Linked DNA regions of Homo sapiens: regions 2, 3, 4, 5, 6 and 7 are each linked to region 1. The links are chromatin contacts, found by Hi-C or POLR2A ChIA-PET in ENCODE. All regions are on one chromosome and are shown on one strand. Each heading gives the region's core, a stretch centred on a gene start or an enhancer-like site at or near the end of the contact. The rest is flanking DNA. Distances are from core to core; before and after follow the strand shown. Region 1 holds the start of SCYL3 (SCY1 like pseudokinase 3). Region 2 holds the start of MGST3 (microsomal glutathione S-transferase 3). Region 3 holds the start of RABGAP1L (RAB GTPase activating protein 1 like). Region 4 holds the start of RC3H1-DT (RC3H1 divergent transcript). Region 5 holds the start of TMCO1 (transmembrane and coiled-coil domains 1). Region 6 holds the start of ZBTB37 (zinc finger and BTB domain containing 37). Region 7 holds the start of DARS2 (aspartyl-tRNA synthetase 2, mitochondrial).

Evidence for each region. A loop is a pair of places that touch in the nucleus more often than their neighbours do. ChIA-PET counts read pairs that join two places held with the same protein, here RNA polymerase II (POLR2A). Pooled maps may share reads with other maps.
Region 2: a loop to region 1 is called in a map of CD4-positive, alpha-beta memory T cell, with 27 times the contacts of the local background. The contact joins the promoter of MGST3 here to the promoter of SCYL3 in region 1. A Hi-C loop is called at or near these places in 2 of 168 maps with a recorded cell type or tissue (CD4-positive, alpha-beta memory T cell and naive thymus-derived CD4-positive, alpha-beta T cell) and 10 of 50 pooled maps.
Region 3: a map of B cell shows a loop between it and region 1 (28-fold over the local background). The contact joins the promoter of RABGAP1L here to the promoter of SCYL3 in region 1. A Hi-C loop is called at or near these places in 5 of 168 maps with a recorded cell type or tissue (B cell, CD4-positive, alpha-beta T cell, CD4-positive, alpha-beta memory T cell and 2 more), 1 of 37 single-sample maps with no recorded cell type and 14 of 50 pooled maps.
Region 4: a loop to region 1 is called in a map of CD8-positive, alpha-beta T cell, with 5 times the contacts of the local background. The contact joins the promoter of RC3H1-DT here to the promoter of SCYL3 in region 1. A Hi-C loop is called at or near these places in 2 of 168 maps with a recorded cell type or tissue (CD8-positive, alpha-beta T cell and naive thymus-derived CD4-positive, alpha-beta T cell) and 8 of 50 pooled maps.
Region 5: a map of B cell shows a loop between it and region 1 (36-fold over the local background). The contact joins the promoter of TMCO1 here to the promoter of SCYL3 in region 1. A Hi-C loop is called at or near these places in 2 of 168 maps with a recorded cell type or tissue (B cell and naive thymus-derived CD4-positive, alpha-beta T cell) and 9 of 50 pooled maps. POLR2A ChIA-PET finds 5 or more read pairs at or near these places in 1 of 52 experiments (activated T-cell).
Region 6: a map of naive thymus-derived CD4-positive, alpha-beta T cell shows a loop between it and region 1 (24-fold over the local background). The contact joins the promoter of ZBTB37 here to the promoter of SCYL3 in region 1. A Hi-C loop is called at or near these places in 2 of 168 maps with a recorded cell type or tissue (CD4-positive, alpha-beta memory T cell and naive thymus-derived CD4-positive, alpha-beta T cell) and 15 of 50 pooled maps. POLR2A ChIA-PET finds 5 or more read pairs at or near these places in 1 of 52 experiments (activated CD4-positive, alpha-beta T cell).
Region 7: a loop to region 1 is called in a pooled map, with 29 times the contacts of the local background. The contact joins the promoter of DARS2 here to the promoter of SCYL3 in region 1. A Hi-C loop is called at or near these places in 6 of 50 pooled maps.

The regions. Positions count from the first base shown.
Region 1 is chr1:169,892,012-169,896,156 of GRCh38, reverse strand. SCYL3 (SCY1 like pseudokinase 3) reads left to right here and starts at 2,261. Exons shown (of 13, transcript NM_020423.7): 1 at 2,261-2,369. RefSeq lists enhancers at 1,834-2,243, 1,918-2,505, 2,506-3,093 and silencers at 2,444-2,523, 2,764-2,823.
Region 2 is chr1:165,629,443-165,633,587 of GRCh38, reverse strand. MGST3 (microsomal glutathione S-transferase 3) reads right to left here and starts at 2,354. Exons shown (of 6, transcript NM_004528.4): 1 at 2,295-2,354. RefSeq lists enhancers at 1,680-1,849, 2,903-3,433 and a silencer at 2,280-2,519.
Region 3 is chr1:174,157,426-174,161,570 of GRCh38, reverse strand. It overlaps RABGAP1L (RAB GTPase activating protein 1 like), which reads right to left and starts at 2,051. Exons shown (of 26, transcript NM_001366446.1): 1 at 1,914-2,051. RABGAP1L-DT (RABGAP1L divergent transcript) reads left to right here and starts at 2,284. Exons shown (of 4, transcript NR_121197.1): 1 at 2,284-2,407; 2 at 2,581-2,684. RefSeq lists silencers at 1,646-1,825, 1,946-2,345.
Region 4 is chr1:174,020,105-174,024,249 of GRCh38, reverse strand. It overlaps RC3H1-DT (RC3H1 divergent transcript), which reads right to left and starts at 1,767. Exons shown (of 2, transcript NR_187284.1): 1 at 1,610-1,767; 2 at 1,060-1,467. RC3H1 (ring finger and CCCH-type domains 1) reads left to right here and starts at 1,893. Exons shown (of 20, transcript NM_172071.4): 1 at 1,893-2,154. RefSeq lists silencers at 1,658-1,907, 2,018-2,337 and enhancers at 2,544-3,083, 3,148-3,267.
Region 5 is chr1:165,766,503-165,770,647 of GRCh38, reverse strand. TMCO1 (transmembrane and coiled-coil domains 1) reads left to right here and starts at 1,780. Exons shown (of 7, transcript NM_019026.6): 1 at 1,780-1,966; 2 at 2,379-2,456. The coding sequence starts at 1,897. TMCO1-AS1 (TMCO1 antisense RNA 1) reads right to left here and starts at 1,719. Exons shown (of 3, transcript NR_125374.1): 1 at 1,273-1,719. RefSeq lists enhancers at 817-1,492, 1,493-2,169.
Region 6 is chr1:173,865,902-173,870,046 of GRCh38, reverse strand. ZBTB37 (zinc finger and BTB domain containing 37) reads right to left here and starts at 1,667. Exons shown (of 5, transcript NM_001122770.3): 1 at 1,642-1,667; 2 at 927-1,122. It overlaps GAS5 (growth arrest specific 5), which reads left to right and starts at 2,058. Exons shown (of 12, transcript NR_002578.4): 1 at 2,058-2,087; 2 at 3,004-3,056; 3 at 3,251-3,286; 4 at 3,480-3,519; 5 at 3,841-3,870. It overlaps SNORD74 (small nucleolar RNA, C/D box 74), which reads left to right and starts at 2,302; the gene lies at 2,302-2,373. It overlaps SNORD44 (small nucleolar RNA, C/D box 44), which reads left to right and starts at 4,019; the gene lies at 4,019-4,079. It also overlaps SNORA103, SNORD77, SNORD76 and SNORD75. RefSeq lists an enhancer at 389-1,588 and a silencer at 1,223-1,632.
Region 7 is chr1:173,822,464-173,826,608 of GRCh38, reverse strand. DARS2 (aspartyl-tRNA synthetase 2, mitochondrial) reads right to left here and starts at 1,936. Exons shown (of 17, transcript NM_018122.5): 1 at 1,253-1,936. The coding sequence starts at 1,379. It overlaps CENPL (centromere protein L), which reads left to right and starts at 1,726. Exons shown (of 6, transcript NM_001387287.1): 1 at 1,726-2,397; 2 at 2,590-2,683. RefSeq lists enhancers at 41-554, 1,196-1,713, 1,420-1,979, 1,714-2,232, 2,210-2,449.

The DNA of each region.
Region 1 (4,145 bases), core at 1,012-3,511:
CCTCAGAATGGATAGTGAGGCCTTTGATATGTTCTCCCACCTCTTCATCAAGCATATTGACAAATCCTTTTTCACCAACTTGTCTTGCTATAACCGCCCAGTAGGTTCACCTTGCCGTCTGCCTAGATAGAGCCAATTTATCAAGACGGGGAATTGCAATAGACAAAGAATTCATGCAGAGCTGGCTGTGTGGGGGGCCAGAGTTTTATTATTACTCAAATCAGTCTCCTCCAGCAGTCGAGTTTTTAAAGACAATTTGGTGGGTGGGGAGGGGCAGTAAGTCAGGGAGTGCTGATTGGTTGGGTCGGAGATGAAACTATGGGGCATCACTGTCTTCTTGAACTGAGTCAGTTCTGGGTGGGGGTCACAAGATCAGATGGGCCAGTTTATCATCTGGGTGTTGCCAGCTGATCCATCAAGTGCAGGGTCTGCAAAACATCTGAAGCACTGATCTCAGGAGCAGTTTAGGGAGGGTCAGAATCTTGTGGCCTCCAGCTGCATGACTCCCAAACCATAATTTCTAATCTTGTGGCTAATGTTGGTAGTCTAGACCCCAGGCAAGAAGGAGGTTGGTTTTGGGAAAGGGCTTTTATTGTTTTTGTTTTAAACTGTAAATTATAAACTAATTTCCTTCCAAAGTTAGTTCAGCCTATGCCCAGGAATGAACAAGGATAGCATGGAGGTTAAGGACAAGATGGAGTTGGTTAAATTGGATCTCTTTAACTGCCTTAGTCATAATTTTGCAAAGGCAGTTTCATTGCTACCTGAATGATTTTCCTAACTTATCCATCAATCTCCTGGAAGCCTTTCTCCTTAACCAATGTCTTCAACTCTGCCAGACATGTGGCAGCTTCTTCATCAGCAGATGTGGCCTCTCCAGTTATTTTTATGTTTTTCAGTCCAAACCTATTCCTGAATCTGTGTAGCCATCCCTTACTTGCAGTAAATAGCTTGGTGTGCCTAATTTCAGGGGATCCCTTTCTTAAGTCTTCCTATAGGCTCAACACTTTCTGGCAAAACTTACTGCGGTCAGCTGAAATACGTTTTCTGTTCATGTCTCCCACCCACAAATGTAATGCCTTTTCCGTCTTTTGCTGTTGCACCTCAAACTACAAAAGTTACAGCCACAGTGCATGATAGGTGCTTAGTTAACTAGCACGAATCTTTTTCCTTCTTCACAATTTCATGGATAATTTGTTCTTATCATAGATTTTGGCAACCTCAGCATATGACTCTTTTTCTTTCCTTATTAAGTCCAGAGCTTTCACCTTTTCATTTAAAGGAAGCACTTTACAGCTTCTCCTCGGCATATCCAAATTGTCAGCACAATTCCTGTGCTTTGCGGCCATTATTAAGTAAAATAAGGGTTACCTGAACATAAGCAGGTGGTATCTCTCATTATCTCTGCTATACTACGGGTGCATCTGTTAACCAAAGCAGCTACTGAGTGGGTAATGAGTGGATACTGTACACAGCGCGGCTACCTGCGACAGATGATTCGCGTCAAGGGTGGGACAGAGTGGATGGCCCGAGATTTAATCGGGCTACTCAGAATACAGGCGGTTTGAAACTTAAGAATTGTTTATTTCTGGAGTTTTCCATTTAACATTTCTGAACCAAGGTTTGACCACAGGTAACTGACACTGCAGAAAGCATGGAGGGGGGCAAAACTACTGCATTAATATTAAAATTTTCAAATATTACTTTTTGCTAAATGAAATGTGATTCAGGACCTTCCCTCTCAAAGATCAAGCGAGATCACCACGACCTCCGCCAGCAGCGGCTCTGCACGACTCCACCCTCGCAGCCCAGCCAATCAAAGCTACAGGTTGAGTGACGTCACTCTCCTGAAAGTCCTCGCTAATTCCCGTACTCCTTTTCTCCGCCCTGCACCTCTACTGTTTGCTACAAGTGGCCAGCAGCCATTTTGGATTTGGGCGGAAATGAAATTAAAACTGTGCTGTTAAAAGCCTAAAAATTCAAGTCAAGACAAACTTAAGCATTCGACCAACACATCTAGAAAGGGGGCATCTTCGTGGACTAACTAGACCACTGGGGCAGTGAGTGAAACTCGGTATCGTCGCGGCGCCCACACTTAAGATGGCACCGGCCTGAGACTCAGCTGTGCGGCCTCTCTACCTCGGTTCCTGGTTAGTTGGCCTCATTGGTGGCGTCGGAGGGAGGAAGGTGGGCCTTCTGTCCCGTTTCCGGACCCGTCTCTATGGTGTAGGAGAAACCCGGCCCCCAGAAGATTGTGGGTGTAGTGGCCACAGCCTTACAGGCAGGCAGGGGTGGTTGGTGTCAACAGGGGGGCCAACAGGGTACCAGAGCCAAGACCCTCGGCCTCCTCCCCCGCCGCCTTCCTGCAGGTAACAGGGAGCCCTGCGCTGCGCCCCCAGTCCTTGCAGGACTGCGCCGTGGGGGAAGGGGCCGGGCGGGGAGGAGGCGGCGGGCGCGCGCCCCGCTCGCGGGTCTGCGCTCTGGGGCCCGCGCGGGAGCGAGCTCGGCGCGGCGCCGGCGGCCGGTTGAGCTGTGCTCTCAGCTTCGGAGCAGCCTCCCCTTGCTGATTGTGGGGCGCCCTGTAATCTGCGCTTCGCGGGCGGCCCCCGACGGGTGAGGCGCCCGCGGCCAGAGCTCTCCAAGGCGGCCGCGGAGTCGGTCCTCGCAGGGAGGTGTGGAAGGTGAGGGGCCAGCGAAGCGAGAGCGGCGCCTCGGCCCTTCAGTGACCCCGCGGGGTCGCGGCAAGCAGGGCGAGGGTGCTCGGCTGGGCGGGTCACTGTCCCGGGGCGGCAGTGCCCGAGCCCGGGGGGATCCTGGGGGCGCGCCCGCCCTCGGGAAGGCGGCCTCATTCTTGATCCAAGACCAGTGCCCGTCCCCCAAGGCCCAGCTGGCTCCTGTCTTGGCATAGTGCTTTCTGTTTAGAATAAAGATGAAACATTTCTCGGAAGAGCATATTCAGGAATCCATGTGAAATTCTCGGAGTCGGGTCTCGAATTTTGGGGGTCACTGTTAACTGCTGTTTTTAGGGACCCATGTTCTTATAAAATGTATCTTGAGCTGAAATCACAATTATTTTGGTCCATAAAGACTTAATTGTGTATTGCTTGTCAGCTAGCAATGCTGGACTGAGTTCCGCAGAGGGAATATATACCTGAAACACGAAAGCAAGGGCCGGAGTAACGTTACCGCTGGATACCAGAATATCAGCCAGTACAGTGCATCCTTAATACTCAGAGTGCAAGCCATTATCTTTGGAACTTTCAAGCTAAGGGAGCTAGGACCAAGGTAGTCTCGAGTAATTGCTGGGAAAAGAAAATATTTGGTAGAAACATTTCCATAGAGCACACGGGTTTCTTAGTTGAGTGTATGAGTTGCCCTTTGACCTAGACAAGGGTTTTCTTAATCTACAAGCGGTCCAGAAATTTTATGTGCTGCCCAAGTAGGCAAAAGAGTGGAGGGAGATTATTAAAGGGAAGACTGATGCATATTCAAGTCAGAGACTGTCAACTCAGCATTTTATTATAGAGTGGAGATGCTAAGTGCTACGAAATACCTATTACGGGATACTAGGATATCCTTTTCTACCTTCTTGTGACTTTTTAATTTCAAAGCTAATGAGCAAGATTTTGTGTTTTCCCCGTCCTCAAAACAACAGGAAAGCATTTTGGAAGGCCAAGTGTTTTTCTTACATTTCAATAAATCAATTTTAGCTGAATTATCATTTTTAAAGCACTGGCGGGCATGGTGGCACATGCCTGTAATCTCAGCAACTAGGGAGGCTGGGGAGGGCAGGTAGCTTGAGCCCAGGAATTCCAGGTTACAGTGAGATAGGATAGCGCCAATGCACTCTAGGCCAGCAGCAACAGAACAAGACCATATCTCTATTTAAAACAAAAAACAAACAAAAAAACTTCTTCATATAACAGTATTTGTGCTTCTTTAGATATATTAGTGTGAAGAATTACTGCTTCAAAACATTCTCAAATTGCAATAATCAGCACACCTTTTTAATTTTCCCCCAATAAAGTTTGCACTGGGAACATACAATATAATCTTACCACTGTCAGTATTACACTGATGGTATCAGTGGACTTCTGTCAAAGTTAACATGCTTTCAAAACAAGAAAATGGCATCCTTTCCAGTT
Region 2 (4,145 bases), core at 1,105-3,604, 4.3 Mb after region 1:
TCTACACTTAGAATGAAGCTGTGGTACAACCGCTCCCATTGCTTGCTCATTTATTTATAAAATAAAATATCACTTACTTATTTTTAAAGGGTGGAATAAAAAAATAAAAAAATTAATTTTTGCTTTAAAAAAATAAAAAAAAATGAAGGGTGGAAATAAGGCAACTAAATCGTAGAACGCAAGTTCCAGTTAATGAACAGATCAACTCTAGAAATAACTCAGAAGGTAACAGCAAGATCTATGATTCTAAAGGATAAAATCCTTAAAGGCATTTGCAAATGCATTTGAAAGATAGTACAATTTTCCTGTTGCCTAATTACAGCGTTTCTCCTCAGAGGCAGGTAGGCAGGTAGGTACTGTAAGAGCGAGTGACAGAAACTCAGGAATTTTATTTTACATAGCGATAATCTACTTGCTGCTAACTGCTAAATTTTTTGTTCAGGAAGATGGTAAGCTTACAGTAGCATTAATAAATTGAGCTGCAAAAACCGTAGCAGTATATTCTTCGAAACAAATATTGCTTTAAAATGCTAGATGGTTCATGGTCAATTGTGGTCGGTAATGGTGTTCTAAATATAGATTCAGAAGATTTAAGTATAAACATAGGGCACAATATGTTTAAATACAGATAGATGTGCAGTAGGCACTGAATTGCTTTTGACAGATTGATTTGACATCCACCTCATTCCAGACTGCTCCAGGGGCTTTTTAGCATTTCTCTGAATAGTGGGTAAAGCCCTTCTTTCCTGTATGTTCCTTCTCGGTGCTAATCTCCAGGCGAGGAGGATCTCTTCCAGGATTGTGTCTTTTCAGAACTCTAAGCCAACAGGAAGAAATCTAAATAAAGCGGAAGGCTGCCCTTCTCCAGTTTTGTTCCTTAATCTAAGGAGGCCCCTGTAGCGCAGTTTCTATAGTTGGCGACAGTCTCCCTGCAGATTTATATATAGTAACATTGGTTAAAAAAAATCACTTGACAAAGTTTTCTATTTCCGTAACATTGTGTCAGGAGGGAAGCTTAACGGAAAGTCTTCCCAGGGATGAAAGTATTTGTTTCTATTTTATATGTTAGTTTTAACTCCTTAAATTCATCTCCTATGAGAATAAACATTCTTGATCTGACTCAATGTGCTCTCTGAATTCACTGAAATAAAATATAGCCTGTAACTCTGACCAATAACCTGGGGTGCCTCCCAGAACTGCTGGCTCCAGGTGATCTACAGATTTCCCAAGAGAAGCGCTGCAGCTCCTACCCACCAGCAATCTAAAATCTGCAGCAATTCCGCAGGACCACACCTAGGCCCAACAGCACATACCTGCAGAGCCGGAAGCGCCTTCCCCTCCAGGGCATCTCCTGTCCCCAGGGAAGGAATTAAAGTTCTAACCCCTGCCTCTCCTTCTACCCATCCTAGTATCTGCTTTTCCTTTACCTCGTCTTCCACACTTACTTGCCCCCGACGCTATTATGTAGCTTGTAAACTCGTGACTCTCAAGGAAAGTATCAGCAGAAGCCACAACTTCGGGGAATGACTCACTAAGGAGTCTCCAGCGCCTTCCACCGCCCTGCAACTGCCCCACTACTGTAGCCCTACGGCTCCGTGCTGCCACCCCACATAAAGAAGGGGCATTTTCTGAAATCCAAGGAAGAACCTGAAGAGTCCCCCACCCGCCTAGAGGCGTCTCTTGCTCTAAGTCAGCGGTAGGAAATGACCACCTTCCCAGTACAAATGGACAAACGATTCTAAGAGGCAGGAGGAAAACAAACACAATTCCTTCAGAGGCTCTCCCGACCGTCCCTAGCAACACATCCCCACCGCAGCGGGTGCATTGCTCACAGGCCACTTCTGAAACCAGTGTTACTGATCAGGCCTGCACAACCACTCCCCCGGCAGTGTCCGGCTCGCCATCCTCTGCGCCGGAACAGCAGAGGGCAAGGTCGGGTGGTCTCCGGAAGGCAGAAAGGTGCCCCCAGACTGCAGAGCCCGGGGACAGCAGGAGAGGAAAGGAAGGAATGGAGGAAGGGTTGACCTTGAGAATTTTCCTGAGTTACACATAAATAGGTCGGGCCTCGCTTAGACGCTCCCAACCCACTCCACCAGGGAAAAGATGCAAGGCAAGGGGAGAGCAGAGAGGGTGGAAATTCAGATCGCTAATTTACTGATAAGGGTGGGGGGAGGTTAGAGACAGCGGGTCTCTATTCAGCTCGCATAGGCTGAAATATGGGAGTGCCCTGCGCAAAGGCTGAAGTGCCCCCGGCGGCCCGGTGCTCGTGGCTGCCCGCAGGTGCTAGCACTCACCTGGATCACCTTCGAACAGCTGGAGCAGAACAAAACTGCGCAGCGCGGTGTGGGTGCGGCGCCCTCGCCTGGGGCGGGGCTAGATGAGGCCAGAAGCAGGCCCCGCCCCAGCCGACCAGCGCGCGGCCACGCCCCCAAGGCGGGGCTCCTGGCGCTGGCGCGCGCTGTCTAAGTTGCCAACTCAGGGCCACTGGTTGGGAGGTGGAGGCCTAATTTTCTTCCTGCTCATGGTCGTCCAGCGATTTACTCCTCTCATTCTCAAAAACATATATCTACTCCCCCAGGTGCCTTCGTGGCCATCTTCCTAAACTGTCCCAGCCAGGTCATACCTCCCGGATTGGGTTTGCAGAACAGTGGGACGTGAATAATTTGTCCCCAGCAGAGCCACCGTAGCGGTTTTAGGCGCTCTGCTGTAAGGGCGAAGCACGGGCATGCAAGGCGCGTGCGCGAAAGTAGCCGCGCCTCAATCGATGTGTCCCTGAGGCGCGTAGCTGGGGCGTGGGCGGCGCTTGGTGTCCCAGGTTGCTACACTCCCGAAGTGAATGGATTTATCGCTGTTAGGGCCTTTTTGTTTAGGGCCTAACAAATATTGTTAGTTTTGCCGAGAGCTGGCGCCGAGCCCTGCCCTCGTGGTGGGCCGTACCCACGCCCCCTGAGCGCGGAGTCGCGTGGCTCCGGAGTTTTGTTTTTTTGAAAGGAGTCTCCCAATTGTCCGTGGAGTTTTTTTTGCGGCACATGGAGTCTCTGCCTTCGCGACCCAGACCTTTGATGTGAACACCTGCTCCCGTTACGCTCGGGTCCAGCGTCCGGGGCGGGGCTCGAGGCCGGGTGGAGGAGGGGTGGGGGCGGGGGTCTTGGTCTTGGGTGAGACCTGCAGATACGGTCGGGCTGAAGGAGTAGAACTGGCTTCTAAATGCCGGAAAATCCGAAGGAACTGACTGCAGAAGGCACGTTTCCAATTTTCGCGTGTTTTAAGTGCACCCTCCCGCCACCTCTCCTCTGGACATCCCTCATCCTTTTGAAGATTGCCACACCTGGGCCCCTCCTAGAGTCTCCTCTTTGGAGGATTCCTCACCTCCGAGAGAATGCTTAGGAACCCACCTGAATGATTCCAAGTTAAGGTGTGGAAAGGCAGAAATCTAGATTTTTGAAGGCTCTAGGTTATGTGTGTGTTTCTTTTTATTGGGTTGTCATATTTGCACATCTAGAGGTACTTTGAGAGCTCATTAAATCTTTACTGTTGCTGTTTCAGCAATTTCCAACCATTCTCATACTTTCTGTCATGTTGGGTTTCTGTCATGTTGGATGTAGAGAGGGCTTTGTTTTGCTTGAACATTGAAAGGAAGTAAGTTAGGGAGACAGTTTTGCATTATTGAGGCAAGTTTCTCCACTTGCTGGCTGTTCTACGTAAGAAGTCATTCCAAGGTGGTGGAAGGGATGATTCAAAAATCAGGAGCGGGGATGCACCTTGCACCCTCATTTTACACCGGAGACTGCAGTCTCAAAAAAAATTTGGCCTCTTCTTTGCCAGTTATCTCTGACCACAGACAAGTACTTAACCACTGAGGACCTTCTTTTAAAAATCTTATTACAAAAGCAGTATTCCTTTATATTAGAATTTTCGGAGATACAGAAAAGCCCACAAAAAAATTACATACACACACAATAGAATCATACTGTATATTCTGTTTTGTGGTCTGCTCTGTTCACTTCATAAAATGTAAACCCTTTTTTTGCTTTTCATTTCTTTTTCTTTTCTTTTGATACATAAACCAGAGTGTCACTTTATTGATTTGCAACTGGGAACCTAAGTATGTTGTGGACTAGAAAACTCCTGTCATGCACTCAGTG
Region 3 (4,145 bases), core at 802-3,301, 4.3 Mb before region 1:
CTCCCCATATGACTTACTAGTACACATCAGAGGCCGGGCGCTGTGGCTAACGCCTGTAATCCCAGCACTTTGGGAGGCTGAGGCGGGCAGATCACCTGAGGTCAGCAGTTCCACCAGCCTGACCAACATGGAGAAACCCAGTCTGTACTAAAAATACAAAATTAGCCAGGCGTGGCGGCGCATGCCTGTAGTCCCAGCTACACAAAAAGCTGAGGCAGGAGAATCGCTTGAACCCGGGAGGCGGAGGTTGTGGTGAGCCGAGATCGCGCTGTTGCACTCCAGCCTGGGCATCAAGAGCGAAACTTCGTCTCAAAAATAATAATAATAATAATAATAATAATAATAATAATACACATCAGAGCAAATGTAGGCTACATAATATGTTAAAATATAAACTCTGCCCTGCTTTATCTACTTCTCTCCAAATGAATAATACATAATATCAGCGCATTTATTGAACTGATTTAGTATAGACACCAGTCTAACTCAAAGTCTAGAGCTAACCCCTCAGGCAGGTGTACATTTAATACAATTTGATGATAATGTATACATAAAGTTCAACTAGTCTTTCTCCTTAGAAATCTCATTGTCAATTTCATAAGGGACGCTCTACTGAGAAAATGAATCACAGGCCAGTTTTCTAGTACTAGGAGCTTGTGAACCAGTATTTTCCATGAACAAAATCCACTTCCAATGTGATCACAAAAAGCAAACTTCACATCCGTATCTTCTGACATCATAACTAATGGATATTCTACGGAAGATGCCAAATATAAACACTACTGTAAGAAAAGTCAGAAGGTTTTCATGAAACTGTGTTTTCAGAATTTTAACAAGCAACTACTTACCTCCCACTATGCACGAGGAAATTTAAATGTATTAAAAATCCCTAAACCCCTCCAGTGCCAAAAATAAAGGCCTTAAAATCATTTTCCAAACTGCGCTGAAATCTGTCAGGCAAGCAAAAGTTCTCCTTACCATTAGTGTAATAAGGCTGGCATTTCAGTTTACTTGCATGAAACCAATTTTGCAAGTGACCACCCAAGTTTTGGTACATATTCTAATATAACCCTATCTGAGAGATCCAAGGACCTGGACACACTGCCTAGTATCTGAAACCCGTCAGTTCAGCTCCCATGCACCCGGCCACCTCCCGCTAGCCGGTGGCCCCTTTCCACATGCTGACGCACTGCCCAGCCCTGTACCGTTGGCGACCAGTGCAAAGTACTAGCCCAGTCTCAGAAACTTTGACTCAGTTATCAGGACACTGAGCACTCACAAGGTGGGTGGGGGTTGGGGGGAGGTGTTTGTCATGGCTCAGGAGGTCAACTTTGAAGCGGGGCATTCCCTACAGGTAGGGATCTGCCCGGAACGCATCCCATCCCAAACTGCAAAACCACAAGCATCAACAGCAGGAGCCGAGCAAAGTGCTCGGCGGAGGAAGAGGAAGGGCGAGGGAGAGAAATGGTCGAGTACAGAAGCCTGCGTGTGGGTAAGAAAATACCCTAACCACTCGCCCACCGGACGCAGGGCGGCTGGGACTGCGAATCCAGCAGCAGCCACAGCGTAGCAGCGGGCGGCAGCCGCCGAGGCAGCAATGTCAGGAGGGCACAGCTGGAGGAGGCGGCCGCCAAAGCCACTACCCCACCCCCAGGTAAGGGCGCCGACCCCGCCCGCCCTATCCGCGAGGAGCGGCCACCTGGGAGAACTGCGGTGTCCGGGAGGCGGCCGACAGTCCTGAACCCGCCCCCTACCCTCCTTACCGCGGTCCTCCCGCATCCCAGTCCTCGGCTGGGGCCCCATCTCGACCCTCCCCAGGCTCAGCCCGACGCCAACACACCCAGGCAGCCTCGGCCCGCGGATCCGGGCCGCCGGGCCGCCCTCGTGTCCCTAGGAGGCCGTCCTCGCCTCACCTCTTCACGTCTCCGCGGGCGCTGCCGAGACAACAACTCCTTCAGGCGCCCGCGTTCCACCCTCCACCTCGCGCTCTGAAGCCGGGCCGGTCCCGTTCGCTCCGCCACCGCTGGAGCCCGAGGAGGGCGGAGGGAACTGAGAGGGGAGGGGAGAAGGGCCGCCTGGCAGGAAGAGGCGAGGGAGGGGGCGGGCCGAGAAGGAGGGGAGGAGGCGGTGGCGGCGGGTCGGAAGCGCGCTCGTCCAGGCCCCTCTGCGCGGCGTGCGCGCTCCTGATGTCGGAGGCGCCCACTCTGCCGGGCGGCGGCGGCGCACACGCGCGTGCACGTCGCTGCGTGGCCGCGGTTGCGCCGGGAGCGGAGGAGTGAGGTCCTGACAGAACCAGAGCTGTTAGAGCAGGGACGCGCGAAAGGCGGGAGTACGGGCGGCGCTGGAGAACCTCCGCGGCGGAGGGGCCTGGGGGTGGGACCGCGCCCGCGAGCCCGCCCTGACCGGGGTGCGTTCTACTGGCAGTTGCTGAGTTCGGAAGATTAACTCTGAATGTGGAGAGATTATTTTCTTGCTCGTAAACCTGGTTTACATATTTTCATTCTTAATGCTCAGTAATCTTAAGGAAAGTCACCTGAAAGAATACTTTTTCACCAAGTACTCTTCTGCGCCTGTTTGAAGGTGTCTGTGTGCTTGTGAAGCGCTCCCTTGTTAGTTCCTTCTGTGAGACTCGGGGGAGACTGAAGAGGGAAATCACCTGCGGGGAATGAACAGGAAAGCAATAAGTAAGCACCATTACGTATTATATGAAGAAAATGTGCCCTCATTTGCACCTTTTTATCCTTTGGGGTAAAAGATGTTGAGGTACAAACTAGGTAGAGGTAGAATAAACCAACGCTTTTTCGCTACGAAGATTGTACTGATCCTTGAATTGTGGACATCCTTCTTCTAGATCCTGCAACCAGAAATGACCTGTAAATTTTCCGAATCTCCTTAGCACTTTGTTCTGTAGTTTTGTGGCACCTAACATGTCAGGCTTATCCAGGTTGCCCTGTGCAGCATTTTATCCCACTAGACAACCGCTGTGAACCTGTATCATTCATTTGTATCTTACACTGTGCACCCTGCCTAACTCATAGGAAGCACTCAATGAATGTGATTGCATGGATAAGTGAATATAGTGTCCAGTGATTGCAGCCATAGAATGACTTTAGTTTAAATATCTCCCTTCTATCCCACTTCAATTCCCCTGCCCTCATTTTCCCACCCATATTTAAAAGCTACTCTGAGAAACGTGACATTTGTCCAAAGGGCCCTCCCTGACAAATTCCTTCCCCCCACACCCCCGCTTTTCCTGATGTTAATGTCTATAGATGCTGAGACATATCAAGAGTGTTGTAACTATTTTTTTGTTTCCCCTACCTTCTGGGCTGCTTCCCTTATTAACTTCTGTATCTCAGGAGCCTACCTAGCCCTGGGCCTGACAATAAATGCTGAAAGTTTTTATTATATTTAATAAAGTTAGGGTTAGAATAACATAAATCATCTGTTGATTTCCTGAGATGTACAGGAACTATTAATAAATCTGCCAACCAGTAAGTACTAAGCCTCTACTAAATAAAGTACTAGTAAATTTACACTGCGCGCCATGAGGAAATCAACAGTTGACAAAGCCGCAGTTTCTGCCTTCAGGTATCTTCTAACTGGAGTGAAGCTTTTTGACAAAAAAGGACAATGGATGTGGTAATTATGGGCATTCAATAGGTAACTTAGCTAAAAAAGAATTTAAAAAAAAAATGGCAAGTCCAAAACAAGTTTAGTGTTCCCCAAATTCAGTTCCATATGTCTTTGAAAGCAATAGTGGACACCACTGGCCACTGCGAGTTAATTCTTCTATTTAAGTGGAGCATGCTATCTTCATGTGCCAACTTGCTATAAGGAAAAGAAAAATCCTGTCCCATGGCCACATGTAACACCTCTCATCAACAGGGGTCATTCTTTAAAACTGAACTTTTCCTCACAGTACAACATAGATAAGAGACAAGTCATGAGAGAACCTAGATAAAAGACAATTAAGGTGATCTGATGCAAACTCATCCTTACCACCAGAAAAACAATTCTAAGCACATGCCAAAAAATTATTAACAGATCTTCAGGCTTTTAGTCGAGAAACTAAAAGGAATAAAAAATTAATAACAAAGCATTCTTCATGTGGTATGTGCTGCTCACTTCTCTTTCCACTGTGG
Region 4 (4,145 bases), core at 518-3,017, 4.1 Mb before region 1:
TTTTTTTTTTTTGAGACAGAGTTTAGCTCTTTTTGCCCAGACTGGAGTGCAATGGCGTGATCTCGGCTCACTACAACCTCCACCTCCCAGGTTCAAGTGATTCTCCTGCCTCAGCCTCCCGAGTAGCTAGGACTATAGGTGCACGCCACCACACCTGGCTAATTTTTGTATTTTTAGTAGAGATGGGGTTTCTCCACGTTGGTCAGGCTCCGGACCTCAGGTGATCCGCCCCCCTCAGCCTCCTAAAATGTTGGGATTACAGGCGTGAGCCACTGCATCTATCTGTCCTTTAACGTATTTTTAATTGAAATATTGACGAGATAAAAATAAACAACGTAAAAATCATACTGCTTAAGGGAACCTTTAAGGAGCCTTACCAACTGTGGTATAACTATTAATAGTTCAAAGAAATTACATTATCTAGGTTACTTGCAATGGAAGTTGAGTTACTCGCTTCACCTAAACAAGGAAGTTGGCATGTTTGCCTAGCAACAGTCGCTAAAACCTTCTGTTGTGGAAGGTTCCCTAGGAGTGAGAAGAAGGGAGGAGGAGGAAAAGCAGGAGGAGCAGATTAATCTGTTTTTCCTAGCAGGGTACAGAGGCCTGGTCTGAGAAGGGAAAGGCTTTAAGAGATCCCTTTAGATTGGCACATGCTAACCTAAATCCCCCTGTGGTAGCTAGAAATTCACTCTCTGTAGGACTGGGGTTACTATTTAGTAGGCTGAAAAGACGATTACAGATTAAACCCAGTTCAGAGGCAGCAAATTCCAATCAGTGGAAAGACAACAATAGGTCTTCTAAACAGAAGCTGAGATCTCAGTAGCAGGAGGGTGCTAACAACTAAAAAGAATTCTTCTCTGCCAAGAGTTTAGGAAGGTGTGTGATATTTCTTAAAAATAATACAAAAACACTATCTGTGATAGCGATTCCAATGTATCAAGTTAAAGGCAGAAGTGCTTCTCTTGGGGTACTGTGATGTAAACAGTGAAGAAAGGACAGAAAAACATAATCTCTGCTCTCTTGGTCAAATCCTGAAGCAAAAAAGGTGATAGCGCCGAGTAGAGGTATTAAATGGTTGTTTATTTGGGGACTCTCTCTCTCCTCTATTCTAGATGATTTATTTTGAAATTAGTACTGTATGGTGTTACAATAATCCCATTTCTTCCCCTTCTCAAAAGCGAGGGTTTGGCTAAAATGAATTGTCTGAAGGGACCTCCCATTCCCCAAAACCAAAACGGCACCTTTTCCACAAGGGACAAGAAACTTTTAAAGAGTCGCAAGGTTAGATTTCAGGAGCCCTTCTATGGGCCATATCTTTTCCTGTCGTCCCCAAATAGCTCTTATTGTTCACACAGCCCAGGAGAGACGTTTTGGAGTAGCGTGTCCGGGCCTTTTGGGCTGTTTCACAGCCTTAGGAGGCTGAACTCCCAGAGGGGTGACGAGGACAAAGCTGATGAGATCCAGAACCTGGATAATATGGAAGAAGAAAAATGGGGTGGGGGACAAGACGTGAAAAAGAAACAAGAGTTGGGGGACAACGGCTGAGAAAGCCGAAAGAGTAGACGTAGTGTGGGGTTCGATGGAAACGAAAGAAATTCCCCCAATTTACTCTCGCCATCTGGCCACTGGCCCGCTGAGCCCAAAGGCGCCGGTGCGGGAGGGCAGACCGGACCGAGGGACCGGTTCATCTGCTCAGGGCGTGTGAGACTTTCGGTCGCGGCGGAGAGCGTCGCCGGTCTCCCTCCGGGCGTTGGTGGCCGGTGACTCAGAGCTTTGCTCCCGCGCCCGCCCCTCCCCTCCGCCCGCCCCGCCTCCTGAGGGAGGATCCTCGCCCTCGTCTCCGCCCCAGTCTCCGGGGCGGGCCGGAGCCTGAGGAAGAGGAAGGGGACGAGGACAACGAGCGACTGGGCGGCGGAGGACGAGGAGGAGGAAGAGGAGGCCGAGCAACAAGATGGCCCCTGCTGCAGGAGCAGCCTCAGCAGCAGCAGGTGGGAGGCCGGAGGCGGTGCTGGCGGTGGCGGCGGCAGCCGTGGCCCGGCGGCCTGGGACAGAATCAGAGTCAACGGTGGCCTCGGCGGCGGCGGCGGCTGCCGCGGCGGTGGCGACGGCCGCGGGGACTCGGAGCTGAGAGGAGCTGCTGCTCGGACCAGCGCGGTGAGCGAGCGGCGGGCGGCGACTTGGGGAGCGGGGCTGCCGCGGCCGGGGCCTCAGTCGGGAACAATAGGCAGCTGTGGTCGGGAAGGGTTTGTCCTCGCCCGCCCTCTGCTCCTCCGCGGCAGCGGCAGCCCGGCCGGCCCCAGGCTCCTCAGGGCCCCCGCCGGCTGTTCTGGGGCTTGTCAGTGGCCGGCGTCCTTTAGGCCTCAGGCCTCTGCATGCCGCCTGTAGGGCCTGTCGGGGTAGGTAGGCCGAGAGGAGGACGAAGGGAGGCTCGGACGAGAGGGAGGGGGCGAAAGGGCTACCTGGCTCCTGTGGTACTCCCAGGGCCTGGGCCAGGCGGGGAATGCGCACGGGAACTGCTTTTTGGACCCCTAGTCTGTGGGGGTGGGGGAGGGCGAAGGCGTCTGTAAACAGGCGCCGCCTCGGCCTCCCAGCACCTCAGGGCTGCTTCCTCCCCCAGCCCCTGAAGCGCTCCCCTTCTTTGGCCAAGTGGATTTCACGGTGTCTGTTTCCCTGAAGTCCCTGGAGATCTAGCCTGGTAGTCTTCTCCCTGCTGGCGATGGGAAAATTGTGTGTGTGCAGGTGTCTTTAAAAAAAAAAAACAAAAAACTTAAATGCAACAAAAACATATAAAATGTGGTTATCGGTAAAGGATGGAGTGGTAAGGGATGCGCCTCTCTAAACATCTCTAAGTATCAGTTCTATAAACATCAGTTATGCCCGCATCCCAGGTGAGAGTGGATTGAAACAAGGGCTCTTTTGGAACAGTAATAACACAACTCTTGACATACCAGAATAGCCTATGAAACTGGAAACAAACACTGGCAACGCGGAGACAAACTGTAATGTTTAAAGAGGACTTTTATTCCAGCTAGGCGTTTTGAATTACTAACATGCAGTATAAGAAGCAACATTAACTAGCATAAAGTGGACCTCAGGAAGCACTTCGAAAGGAGACAGGTGGTTCATCTCCGGCCATAGAGCTTCTTGTGCCTTGTCTCGTGTTTCAGTAATTTTTCCTGAAATTGTTCAAGACCAGTCTTTTCTCTGAGTTTGAAATTTGATTTCGTTTTTGTTTTGTTTTGCGACGGAGTCTTGCTCTGTCACCCAGGCTGGATTGCAGTGGCACAATCTCGGCTCACTACAGCCTCCACCTCCCGGATTCAAGCGATTCTCCTGCCTCACCATCCGGAGTAGCTGGGATTACAGGCGCCCGCCACCATGCCCGGCTGATTTTTGTATTTTTAGTAGAGACGGGGTTTCACCATGTTGGCCAGGCTGGTCTGGAACTCCTGACCTCAAGTCATCTGCCCTCCTCCGCCTCCCAAAGTGCTTGGATTACAGGCGTGAGCCACCTCGCTCAGCCTTAAACTTAATTTTTCAAGGCTTCTACCACATTTTCTTACAAGTGAGGGAAAAGGTAGATTTATTTCTAAAGTACTTTCTACCTAGGTATGCAGAAATTTATATTAAAATCGCTTGGATACATCCAAGGAGATTGCTTTTCACTTGTTAACATTCAACTGCAAGGCCTAAGGGTTATAGGTTGTGTTCTTTTCAGCACTGACCTGTGCTGAAAAGATGCCAGTTAATATCTTTCACCTCTTCTAAGGGTAAATTTCTAAGTAGAATTGGTCCAAGTCTGTTCTAATTAAAAACATTATAAGCAGCACTAGTCTAGTTCTTAGTTCTTCCACAACAATTGACACTGAATAGATTAGCAATTGAATAAACATAAAGGTTGAATTTTCTTGTTTAGGATTTGAAGTATAGTGAATGAATATCAATACTGACCTTCATTTTATGCTTAGCATAAATAATGTTGGAGATGTTTTGATTTTTTGAATGATGGAGAAATAACAACTTTCTATGGCTCCTGATGTTGTGACTTTTTTGCAGATATTTCAGAAAGGACACCGTTTTTCAGGTGCTCAAATCTGTGATTTTTTTTTTTTTTCTGTGCTAATTTTGTTAGGTCAGCACAGATT
Region 5 (4,145 bases), core at 531-3,030, 4.1 Mb after region 1:
TGAACTGCTCAAATAAAGGTCTAGCTCAAATATGATCTTTCTGAAACCTTTCCAACTCCCCAGGAAGAATACATCTTGTTTTCATCTGTACCCCCTCAACATTTTAAGAATACCTCTATAATACCTATAATCTTATTATATTATATAATCTCCCTGGGCCCTTAGAAGTCAGGAATATTCTCTTAACCATCCTTTTGACCCTACAGTGCCTACCACAGTTCTTGACATATAGTAGAAGCTCAATAATGTTTCTTAAAAAGGAGACAGGGTCTCTGTTGCTAAGTCTGGGAGACAAGAAATGCACATAAAGCTAAAAAAAAGTCAAAAGTAGTGTTTAGGAGAATTATATATTTAAGTGCAGTACAGTTTAAAAGAACCAATGAGGGCCGGCCACGGTGGCTCACGCCTGTATTCCCAGCACTTTGGGAGGCCGAAGTGGGTGGATCTGAGGTCAGGAGTTCAAGACCAGCCTGGCCAACATGGCAAAACCCCGTCTCTACTAAAAATACAAAAAATTAGCTGGGCGTGGGGACGGGCACCTGTAGTCCCAGCTACTTGGGAGGCTGAGGCAGGAGAATGGCTTGAACCCGGAGGCAGAGGTTGCAGTGAGCCGAGATTGTGCCATTGCACTCCACCTGGGCAACAAGAGTGAAACTCCATCTCAAACAAACAAAAAAACACCAATGATAGGAGGAAGTACAAGAGGATACAGCTCAGCCAGCTTCCAGGTTTTCACCCATACACACACACACCCCAGTGTGAAAAAGCTGAAACCGTCTACAATGGCTGAAACCACGCTGCTGAGACATTTTTGAATTTTAATTAGTTAGCAACACTTATAAATTAAGTTTCACATAAAACCCAGGATTTCTGGATTTTCCTGAGAAACGAAGACATCTCAGAAACTGGGTGCTCATTCTCCTAGAGAAATGGGTTGGATTTGGGTATCAAATTCTCCTTTCAGATGAACTTAATGCTCACTTATCCATCGTAGTAACTTCCACCATTTGTTTAGGCTCAGCTTGCATAAGATAATTTATTTTCTCTCGCCAGTCTAGGCATCTGGGTTTAAGACCCCTTCTCTAGATACATTACTCACTGCACTATCACACTATGAATTTTCAGGCATCCGTGCTTTGACTTCCACTTTGCCTAGAAAGTCCTTTGCTATCTCCAAAAGTACTCCTACTCCCCTAAGGCACTGCTTCAATTCCTTTCATTAGCTTCTTCTGACCACTCTCTCAACCGTGTCACGCAGCACTGTGGTAATACCTCTATTAAAACCCTTATCAGAGCGTATGCACAAGCTTCTCCTCTTCGCGCTGACGTTCGCTCCTTGAGGCCAGCGGCCCACAACTAACTCATTTCGCGGTTCCAGCTTCACGTCCATGCCCTGGCACCTACACCCAGTCGTTCAGTACCTTTGCGGAAGTCAGTCTTCTTACTTCACGGCAAACCCAAGCTAAACTAATATTACGACCACAGAAGTTGGGCTGAGGTAGAAGTCAAGACTATCCCAATAACTGGATTCTGGCCGAGAAAAAGGCGCGCGCCAGCACCCCAGTCAGTAAAATCTACCGGGCAAAGTTCGCCGCCGCCACTATCCTCCTCTGGCTCTGAAATAGTTCCAATTCTCGCGAGATTCGGCCTGACTACCAGCCCTTCAGCTCCAGTGAGTTGCGGGTTGGTTTCCTCTAGACTCTCGTGGCCACACCGTTCTCCGATACGAGCCTTTCCGGTGCTATGCCCCGGAAGCGGAAGTGCGATCTTCGGGCTGTCAGAGTTGGTCTGTTACTCGGTGGTGGCGGAGTCTACGGAAGCCGTTTTCGCTTCACTTTTCCTGGCTGTAGAGCGCTTTCCCCCTGGCGGGTGAGAGTGCAGAGACGAAGGTGCGAGATGAGCACTATGTTCGCGGACACTCTCCTCATCGTTTTTATCTCTGTGTGCACGGCTCTGCTCGCAGAGGGTGAGAGCGGGTATTTCTCAGACGTTTGATCAGTCCCCGGGAGGAAGGGCCCCGGGGTCCCCTGTGCCACCAGGGGAAAGATCGCGAGCCTTACTTGCTTGAGAGGCTCATCTACTCCACTTCAGGGAATCTCTGGGCAACTCGTGAACAGGAGCAGGAGGGGAGTATGGAGTCGATTGCCGAGTTTTCTTTGGTCTCAGGTAGATTTCACTTGGGTATTTGTGGAGACACCTTCACATCATGTTACTGTTGTTTTGGCTGAAGAGTCAGTTGTATTAGCCTTTGAAAAAAGTTAACTATGGGTAAATACAAAGCGAAAAGTTGGAATTCCTCCTTCTCCAACAGTAACCACTTTGTTTGTTGTGATCATTCCAGTCATTTCTCTATTAACATGTTGCTTTTAATGTTTTAGGCATAACCTGGGTCCTGGTTTACAGGACAGACAAGTACAAGAGACTGAAGGCAGAAGTGGAAAAACAGAGTAAAAAATGTGAGTATGGCAACACATTAGAAATAATTTCAACACGTCAAGCTCATTAAGTCCATGTTCACAATAAATATTTTAAGAGCACCAGCTGATACAAAGATGAACCTGACTTGAAGCCTATTTAGAAATAGAAGACTTTTATGCAAAATGTGTAATACCAACTAGAGGGAAGTGAGGGGCGTAGCAGATACATGTTATGTGCTGTGGTGGTTCTAAAGAAGAGGTTCAATCTGGCGCAGTGGCTTACTCCTGTTAATCCCAGCACTTTGGAAGGCTGAGGCAGGACTGAACTTAGGGGTTTGACACCAGCCTGGGCAACATAGGGAGACCTCGTCCCTACAGAAAAAATTAGCTGGGTATGGTGGTACACACCTATAGTCCCAGCTATTTGGGAGACTGAGGCATGAGGATCCCTTGAGCCCAGGAGATTGAGGCTACAGTGGGCCACGATGGTGTCACTACACTGCCTCCTGGGCAATAGTGAGACTTGTCTTTAAAAAAAAAAGAAGAAGAGGCTTCATTCAGTTGTGAGGAACCATGGTAGCCTTCATGATGCTGATGGCCTTGCAGTTCCTTGTGGATAGTTAGAATTTGGATAGAGAATGAAATGGGGAAAGGAAATTCCAGGTAAAGAAATAACATATGAGCAAAAATATGGAAATCTTAACATTTAAGGCATGTTTGGAGGATGATATGTCATTATGACTGGTGTCAAGGTAAGTGGTGTCTTCAGAGATAAGCCGAGTTTCAGTTGGGTTAGAAAGTTGAAGAGGTGTTTAAGGAAAAGATTAAAAACAAGAAGGGTTTGTTACCTTTGAAATAAAGCAGGAATTCCACAGGACTCAGCTAAAGGTACAGGGTGAATGGTTCCTTATAGGCCTGATTTAGTTTTCTCTCTTCTTTTTTTCCTTATAAGGATTAAATATAACTTTTGTTTCTTAGAATTCCTACAACTTTCTGTATTCTGTGACTTTTTCTTATATCTTCATAGGGGTTTGAAGTTTTTTTTCTTAAATTACCATATTTGATCTACACAGCAACCATTTGTGGTTACTCGTATAAATATTACCTCCATGTCATAGGAAAGAAAATTGAGCCTCAGGATGATAATGACAACTTACGTCACAGAGCAAACAAAGAATTAGAGACCAGACTCAGGCTTTTAAAATTACAGCTTACTGTTCCTTAATTTACTCAGTGTTGATTATGTACCTCAGCATATCTGGGCCAAACTCGTTATCTTTACCTTCACAAACGTGATATTCTTCCAGGATTTCCCTATCTTGGTGATGGGTACCTCCATGCTTCCAGTAGTGTAAGCCAGAAACCTTGATATGCTTTATTAATTTGGCTCCAGGACACCATACTTTCGGTTTTGCTGCTCTCCATCTTACTAGTCATCCTTTTTTTATTTTTTATTTATTTATTTATTTTTTGAGACAGGGTCTCACTCTGTCACCCCTCAGAGCTCATTGCAGCCTGGACCTCCCAGGCTTAAGCGATCCTCCTGCCTCAGACTTCTGAGTAGCTGGGACTACAGATGCACACCACCATGACTGGCTGATATTTTGGAGAGATGAGGTCTTGTTCTGTTGCCAGGGCTGATCTCAAACTCCTGGGCTCAAGCGATCCTCCCGGCTAGGCCTCCCAAAGTGCTGGGATTACAGGCATGAACCACAGTGCCCAGCCCTT
Region 6 (4,145 bases), core at 418-2,917, 4.0 Mb before region 1:
AATCACCAACAGGTTTTTCAGTTTAAGTTTCACAGGAGGACATAGTTAAAACTAAAAAGTGATCTTTAGACTCCTAAAAATTCATGTTATGACCATGCTTTCCTTACTAATAAGTTATATAACATCAAAACAGAAGTTCAACAGAAGGTAGGGGGAAGGACTTTTAAGTGTTAACTATAAGGTACTTGCAGACTGAATATAACATCTCATAACTTTACAACTTTTCTCTGGAGGAGGAAAGCTTTCTGAATAAATGCAATTCTACATAGCTTGATATCCCTCTTCTTAGTATTTTACTACCTGCTGCAAGAATTATGTTTATTATTTTATAAAAGGACTAATATCCCACATGAATGTAGGCTAATATTTCTAAGCTTAAGAATCAGAGCCCCCCCCACAAAAAGACTTTGGTTATAGGGCTGTGAAGCAAACTCTAGGAAAAATCCCACAGCTGTGCCAGGATTCAACCAAGATGCAGAGAATGTGAAGTTCAGTTGTCAAAATTAGGAAAGCTGGGTAAATCTGCCAAATTCGAAGTTGGCAATTCCGAGGTGGTGATGAATACTTCCATCCTGAAACTTAGTTCTCCAGATCCGATGAAAAAATACAGCATTTACCAAGTATGCCAACATTTTTCCATTAAAATATTTTTAAAAAATGGCTGAAACACTAAACCTGAAGCTGTATACAAGATAGTTGAAAGTACAGTTTCAACTACTGAAAATAGTTTGTATAAATCCGAACAGGAAGACATTTACTTAAGCCCAATGTGCGTTCACTTATCTATATATTACATAGTTACACCACACCTGAAACTTCAGGAACTTACTCTGCCAAGCTCACAGTACTGCCCCGCATTAACAACACACTTATTAAATAGGGAAGTGTATACACTGTTTTCAACAATCAACTTTAGCCAATCTGACCTTTTTCCAAAGCGTTATTGTTTGTTTTGAAACTTTTAATCCAATAAGAGCCTCTGTCGATGCCATCATGAATTCAGATGTGTTTATTTTGGAGCCTACACCAGCGCCTTTTTTGTTTGCTCTTTCCGGCAATTCCCCAGTGAGGAAGCCCCTGGAGGAAAGTCTTTCGCTACCGTCGGCACTGGAGGGGTGAGAGCTGTAAAAGGGAGAATTGGGAACGGCATGGGGTTGGCCACTCCAGCACTTGAGCAGCTTTCTTCTGCGTTAGGAAGCCTGGGGAGAGGGGAACTGGCTAAAGGGCAAAATGTCACTGAGGAACTTCGGAGAAGATGGGGACAAGGCGTCGGGCGGGGGAGCCAGCGCTCAGGTGAGAACTAGGAAGGGGGCGGCGCCCAGGGACCGGCTCCAGGCGGCGGCGGGCGGGGAGCTGCCAGGAGGTGGGTGTGCGTATCTGGGTGTGTCCCGGCTGCGGTGGGGGAGGGGGCCGCCCTTCCCGGGGTCCTGAGGGAGGGGCCCCGCGAGGGGGCGGGTCCGGCAGATCAGCCCGGCCGGGGGCCAAGGGGGTGGAAGGTCGCCCGGTGCCTGGAGGCGGGGTGAAGGAAAGTAGCTGAGCGCCCCAGGAGCGCGCTGCGGCGGAGGGCGGGCGAGGTGACCCCGGTGCAGGGAAGTGGCACTGGGGTGTGGGGCCCGAGTCCAGTCAAGGAGCAGCACCTACCTCCGGGGGTGGAAATGGGCCGGAATGGGCCGGAACACCGTCCCGGAAGTGAAATCCCCCACCCCCTCCCACGGAGCGGGCGACGTGCCGGAAGGAAATCACTCAGCCTTACACCGCCCCCCCTTCCCCCATCCCCAGAGCTTTCCTTGCCTCGCGCCCCCTCCCCTCTCTGCTCTTCCTCCTCAGTCGGGAGGAGGGCGGGAGCACGGCATCACGTGGACGGTCATGTCTCTGCCCACAATGGCGAGGAAGGGCGGGGAAAAGGGGCGGACTTAAGGGGTGGGAAGAAGGTGATACTGGATGAGAGGAAGATTGAGGGAGGTTAGGGGGAGGAGCCGAAGCGGACGCTGCCGGGAGCGTGCGTCGTGACGTCATCAAAAGAACTCTTATATACAGGAGCCCAGGCACCATACTGTCTTTTCGAGGTAGGAGTCGACTCCTGTGAGGTATGTTTTATCTTTGCGAATGTTGCGGGTTTTGGGGCGCTCCAGCCTTTGTCTGCTAAGGTCACCCTGAATTGACTGGGACTTCTAAGCCAGTCGCGCGCCTTTGCAGGGCCTACAAGTTGAGGATGGTGGGGGATTGCACATATGGTGCATGCGTGACCTAAGCTGCGACTATGTTAGAGTAGAACTGCGGAGAAGCCTCGGCTCTCGTGCCCTGCCTCTGATGAAGCCTGTGTTGGTAGGGACATCTGAGAGTAATGATGAATGCCAACCGCTCTGATGGTGGCACATGCCGAGTCACCCGAGTAAGCTATTGTTAAGGGCCGTGACCCGAGCCTCCATCAGCCGTCCGCTCTCATGAAAGGCTGTCGGTGGTAGTCCACGTGCTTAAGTGCCTGCATTCCGCAGTGTCACCAATATTTCCATTAGTGTTTCTTTTTTCTTTTTTGAGACCGAGCCTCGTTCTGTCACCCAGGCTGGAATGCAGTGGCTCGACATCGGTTAATGGCAACCTCCGCGTCCCGAGTTAAGCAGTTCTGCCTCAGCCTCCCAAGTAACTGGGACTACAGGCGCGCGCCACCATGCTAGGCTTTTATATTTTTAGTAGAGACGGGGTTTCACCATGTTGGCGAGACTGGTCTTGAACTCCTGACCTCAGGTGATCCACCAGCCGTGGTCCCCCAACATACTGGGATTACAAGCCGTGAGCCACCGCGCCCGGCCGCCATCGGTGGTTCTTAACTGCGGGTGCAGTGCTTCTTTGTAACATTAAGTGTATCCTTTACCTGTCGCTAGATAATGAATGGTATGTTACCTGCATCATTGGTTTAAAAAGACGAACCGTTTTTTTAAAGAACACTCTTTAAAAAAAAGAACCGTGGAACAATGAATTAAAATCTGTACCTGATCTCTTTAGGTATGGTGCTGGGTGCAGATGCAGTGTGGCTCTGGATAGCACCTTATGGACAGGTAAGAATTGGGGAAAGTATGGTGGGAAGAATGAAATCTAAGAGGTGGTCTCAGCCTGTGATGCTTTAAGAGTAGTGGACAGAAGGGATTTCTGAAATTCTATTCTGAGGCTTTAATGTTAACAGCATTTATATTTAACGTGACTGCTGTGAGGTTCATTCTCACTGTTTTGCTTGCATCTTTTTGTTTTCTAGTTGTGTCCCCAAGGAAGGATGAGAATAGCTACTGAAGTAAGTTGAAAATTCCCTCTCAAAAAGGTTTAAAGCCATTGGATGTGCCACAATGATGACAGTTTATTTGCTACTCTTGAGTGCTAGAATGATGAGGATCTTAACCACCATTATCTTAACTGAGGCACCCAAAATGGTGAGTTGGGGAACATAGAGAGTACACCTAAGTTCACATGAAGTTGTTTCTTCCCAGGTCCTAAAGAGCAAGCCTAACTCAAGCCATTGGCACACAGGTGAGACACCTCTATTTTGTACTTCTCACTTTTAAGGGATTAGAAAATAGCCAAAGCAATGATGATTATCTATGTTAGTGCTTCTCTCCCCTCTTTTCAAATGAGAATTTTGCTCTCATATTGATACTAAGTTTAATACTGAAGAAAATGTGAAAACAGATACTATGATGGTTGCATAGTTCAGCAGATTTAATCATGAAGAGATGTACTATCTGTCTGATGTATCTGGGGTAGTTGTGGTTTGCTGTTAATGGTTAAGCAGTGTACCACCAATCTACCATTAAAATATTTTTTGCTGACAATTTTGTATTAAAATTACAGGCATTAGACAGAAAGCTGGAAGTTGAAATGGTAAGTGAAACTGTATCCAAGTAAGCAGGTAACTGGGCAAACTTCCTACGGCACAAATGGCTTTTTAGTTACCTCCTAGTGCTGAATGCATTAAATAAATGGCGGATTCTTGTCTTGTTATGATTAATAAGAAAGTTTGTAAATGCAGCCTGGATGATGATAAGCAAATGCTGACTGAACATGAAGGTCTTAATTAGCTCTAACTGACTAAAGGCATTTGTTAGTTTTGGCAGGGGGTGAACACTCATCTGTGGCTATTCTAAGACCACTCTTAT
Region 7 (4,145 bases), core at 687-3,186, 3.9 Mb before region 1:
ATTCTCAAAATATATCTTAGGTATGTCAGGGCTACAGGGGAAATTTATAAAATAAAATAAGTCAGAGTATGTAATTTAATTCATTCACTATTAAATTTACCTGCAAATGTGTCAAAAGCCAAGTGAATAACTGAATGTAAATTTCTGTCTTGTGTTAGGAAATCAAAATTTTTTTGATCTTCTAGCATTTGCATTGACCTAAAATCCTAATTACCCAATTCTTAATATTGCACATTTCTTCCTCAAATGAAATAGGATTTTAGAAACTGCAGAAATGGACGGTGTAGGAACTATTTAGCTTTAGTATGAATCTAGTGTTTAACAGCCACTTGTACACTAGAAAACACTATTATAATTCTGTGAAAAATGATTTTTTTTTTTTTTTGAGATGGAGTCTCGCTCTGTCGCCCAGGCTGGAGTGCAGTGGCGCGATCTCGGCTCACTGCAAGCTCCGCCTCCGAGGTTCACGCCATTCTCCTGCCTCGGCCTCCCCAGCAGCGGGGACTACAGGCGCCCGCCACCACGCCCGGCTAATTTTTTTTTTATTTTTAGTAGAGACGGGGTTTCACCGTGTTAGCCAGGATGGTCTCGATCTCCTGACCTCGTGATCCGCCCTCCTCGACCTCCCAAAGTGCTGGGATTAACGACGTGAGCCACCGCGCCCGGCCGAAGAAGGATTTTTTTAAGGCATCAACCAAAAGCAGAGTATTCTATATATTACGTGGTTACCTTTTTGTGGTCTTTCTAAAAACTCAGGGAAAAAAAACTGCCGTATAATGAATATAATGAGAGTGAATTTCGCTTCTACACATAAGGCTATCCAGTTAAGAACAGGGGAAAAGCCGGGCGCGGTGGCTCACGCCTGTAATCCCAGCACTATGGGAGGCGGAGGCGGGTGGATCACGAGGTCAGGAGATCGAGACCATCCTGGCTAACACAGTGAAACCCCGGCTCTACCAAAAATACAGAAAAATTAGCCGGGCGTGGTCGCGGGCGCCTGTAGTCCCAGCTACTCGGGAGGCTGAGGCAGGAGAATGGCGTGAACCCGGGAGGCGGAGCTTGCAGTGAGCGGAGATCGCGCCACTTCACTCTAGCCTGGGCAGCAGAGCGAGACTCCGTCTCAAATAATAATAATAATAATAATAATAATAATAATAATGGGGGAAAAAATGAAAAATGGAATAAAAGCTCTCCGGCCGTAGATAACAGGCTGAAGTACTGTTCATAGGATAGATCTCTTCGCTATTTTCACCTGGAATTCTCCTCTGTGAACTCTGCAACAGACTTCTGTAGAGAGAACCCCAGATCGGTTGGGTGGTCCTTCTGATGGGTCTGGATAAACCCCTGTACAGCTGACTTAACCAAGAAGGGAAGTACATGTTGGAGCCACACGATGGCGAAAAACAATCACGAAATCCCACGCTGCCGGTAGTTAAAAGTCAGTTTTGGAAATACACAGAAATCCCTTAAAATTCCAGGAGTTCCCACTCTCTTCTCGAATATTTAAGGCCTCCTCCGCACAACATTGGAGTACACGTGTCTAGAAACAAGACAAATCTCCAAGGTCTCTGGGGTGCTTGCTGGGGTGGAGATAAGGGAAAGACCTCTCCCTGAGTCTTAAAGCATCAGTCTGCACTTCTACTCAACAAGTCGGCAGCCAAAAGTGACGACGAGAGAGCGACTCCACGTAGCGGCGCCAGGCGCGAGCCCAAGACAACCAGAGGCGGTCACAAGGTATACGCCCTTCTCCTCTTTCCACGCTTCTCGAGAGGCTCCCGCGGCCAGAACCGGAAAACAAGGAGTAACAGTCGCGTTTCAAATCTCGCAGACCTGCTGGCCGATTTCGAGTCTTCTGAAAGAGGAAGGCGAGCAAAGCCAAAATTCTCCCAGAGCGCGAACCCAAACACAGATCGCCGCTGGGGTCCAAGCGCCCTTCAACTCCGCCCGCTAGTGCCCAAGATTACCGGGAAGGAATTCAACGAATCAGTGGTGAGGTGCCGCCGCCATGCCTACTACGGGCGGAAATTTGAGAGAAAGCTTCGCACCGGTAGGAAAACTGAGGAGCAACCGAGCACGATTGGAAAGGTTGACGATAGTGGTTAAGTGGCTCGGCCTTGCCCTCAGTTAAAATGGCAATTTTAGTTGCTTCACTGATACGGAATCGGCGAGGCGCCAAGGAGGCTTCCTGCGTGGGGCCGCAGAGCGAGTCGGGAAACGATTTTAAACTGAAGAGGCGGCGGAGGGCCGAATTCCCTTTTCTCAACGGCTTGATTTCAGAGCTGGGCTGGTCTCTGACAGGCTCAGCTGGAGAGGGACGGGTTGGGACGCACTGTCCTTTTGCCCTTCCCCCTCCGCGAGCAGAAGCTGACTCCGCAGGAGCGAGGGTCGCAGAGCTGGGTGAGCGGAAATGTCCCTCCCAGAGTGAAGTCGCAGGGCCCGCCCCGCGTCTGAGGGAGCGGAGGTCTTCCTGGGTGCGTTTGTGTCTCTTGTGAACCCACTTGTGGAGCGAGAGGGAATTTGGGAGGGCCAGGGGTTAGTCTGGCCTCTGTCTTAGCTGTCATTTTGGCGGTTTTTTTTTTTTTTCTTCAGGGGATTTCAGTCTCCACATAGTTTTGGAGCCGGACTTTTGAAGAATGATTCGTGAATCCGGAATGGGTGACAGCGTCATCACGGCATTTTATTGGTAAAGATGCTTTGTATTGGTCCCGGACCTGCTTTAACTTTGTATTTGCCCTGTTGTGTGGTCATTATCTTACAATACTTGCGTGTTGAGGTGTGTTTAAACACTACGTGCTTAACACTGGCTAAGTATTGGCATTGGGGCGGTTGGATTTAGGTATTGGTGGCAATGTAGAAAAGTGATCAAGTCAGAGCCCCTTCACGGACTAATCACAAGAGAAACAACAAAGCTTTACTTGTGTGCTGTGAACCACAACTGCAAGTGGAATTGTCAAGAGAACTAGCCCTGCCAAGCTCAGGAAAACTTCTGAGGAGATGGCACATGGAAAATGGATAAGATTTACTGAGACAAACGGGAGTAGAGAAGTGTTTTTAATTGGCGATAAGGTGAATAAAAAGGCAGGGAGAACAGTAGAGTGATCATCTGTCTAGAGTAGGGGGTGCATGTTTGGGTATAGGGCTGTCATTTAACCTCTTAAAGAATTGTCTACTGGAACTTTCTTCACTCCCATCCCCCCACCCCCCAATGTTGTATACAAAACCTTAGAGGAAGTGTATGCAGAATGTTGGATTTTGGAAAGGCTAATGTCGATGGATCTTGGGGAAGAACTGAAGTAGTAGAAAATGAACCTGGATAGGATCAGATAATAAGATCAAATACAGTAGTGCCTTGAAAGCCAGACAGGAATTCTGATTTGACTTCATATAGATGTGTGGGAACTGTTATGGGATCTCAAGCAAGGTAATGATAAAAGTGGTGACAATGAAAGACTGATGATGGATTAGGGAAAGGGGCTAAGATTGGGAACAAGATAAGTAGCTATAATTGAGAATGAAAGTGAAGCCCACATCTAAGAGGACAAGTGTATATCTTTTTAAGAAATATGTCAGAGGCCAGGTGTGGTGGCTTATGCCTGTAATCCAGCACTTTGGGAGGCCAAGGCAGGCGGATCACCTGAGGTCAGGAGTTCAAGACCAGCCTGGCCAACATGGAGAAACCCCATCTCTACCAAAAAATACAAAAATTAGCCAGGCGTGTTGGTGCATACCTGTAGTCCCAGCTACTGGGGAGGCTGAGGCAGGAGAATCACTTGAACCTGGGAGGTGGAGGTTGCAGTGAGCCAAGATTGCACCACTGCACTCCAGCCTGGGAGACAGAGTGAGACTCTGTCTTCAAAAAAGAAATATGTGAGAATTTGATGATAAAGTTAACAAAGTTAACTTTTTAGATGTAAAGGTGATGTTGAAGGAAGAGTAAAAGATGATGAAAGTTTTTTTAGTGGGGAAAGAAAATGAAAAGGAAGAATGGAATTATTACTGAGCAAAACAGAGTACAGTAGTTGGCAAAGAAAGATTGAATAAGATGTGAAGCGATGATTAGTTTTGAACTTAATGAGTTTGACGGAGGTTGGAAATGCAGGACTGGGTTGCAGCTGTAATGGTCTGAAGACAGAGATTTAGGAGTC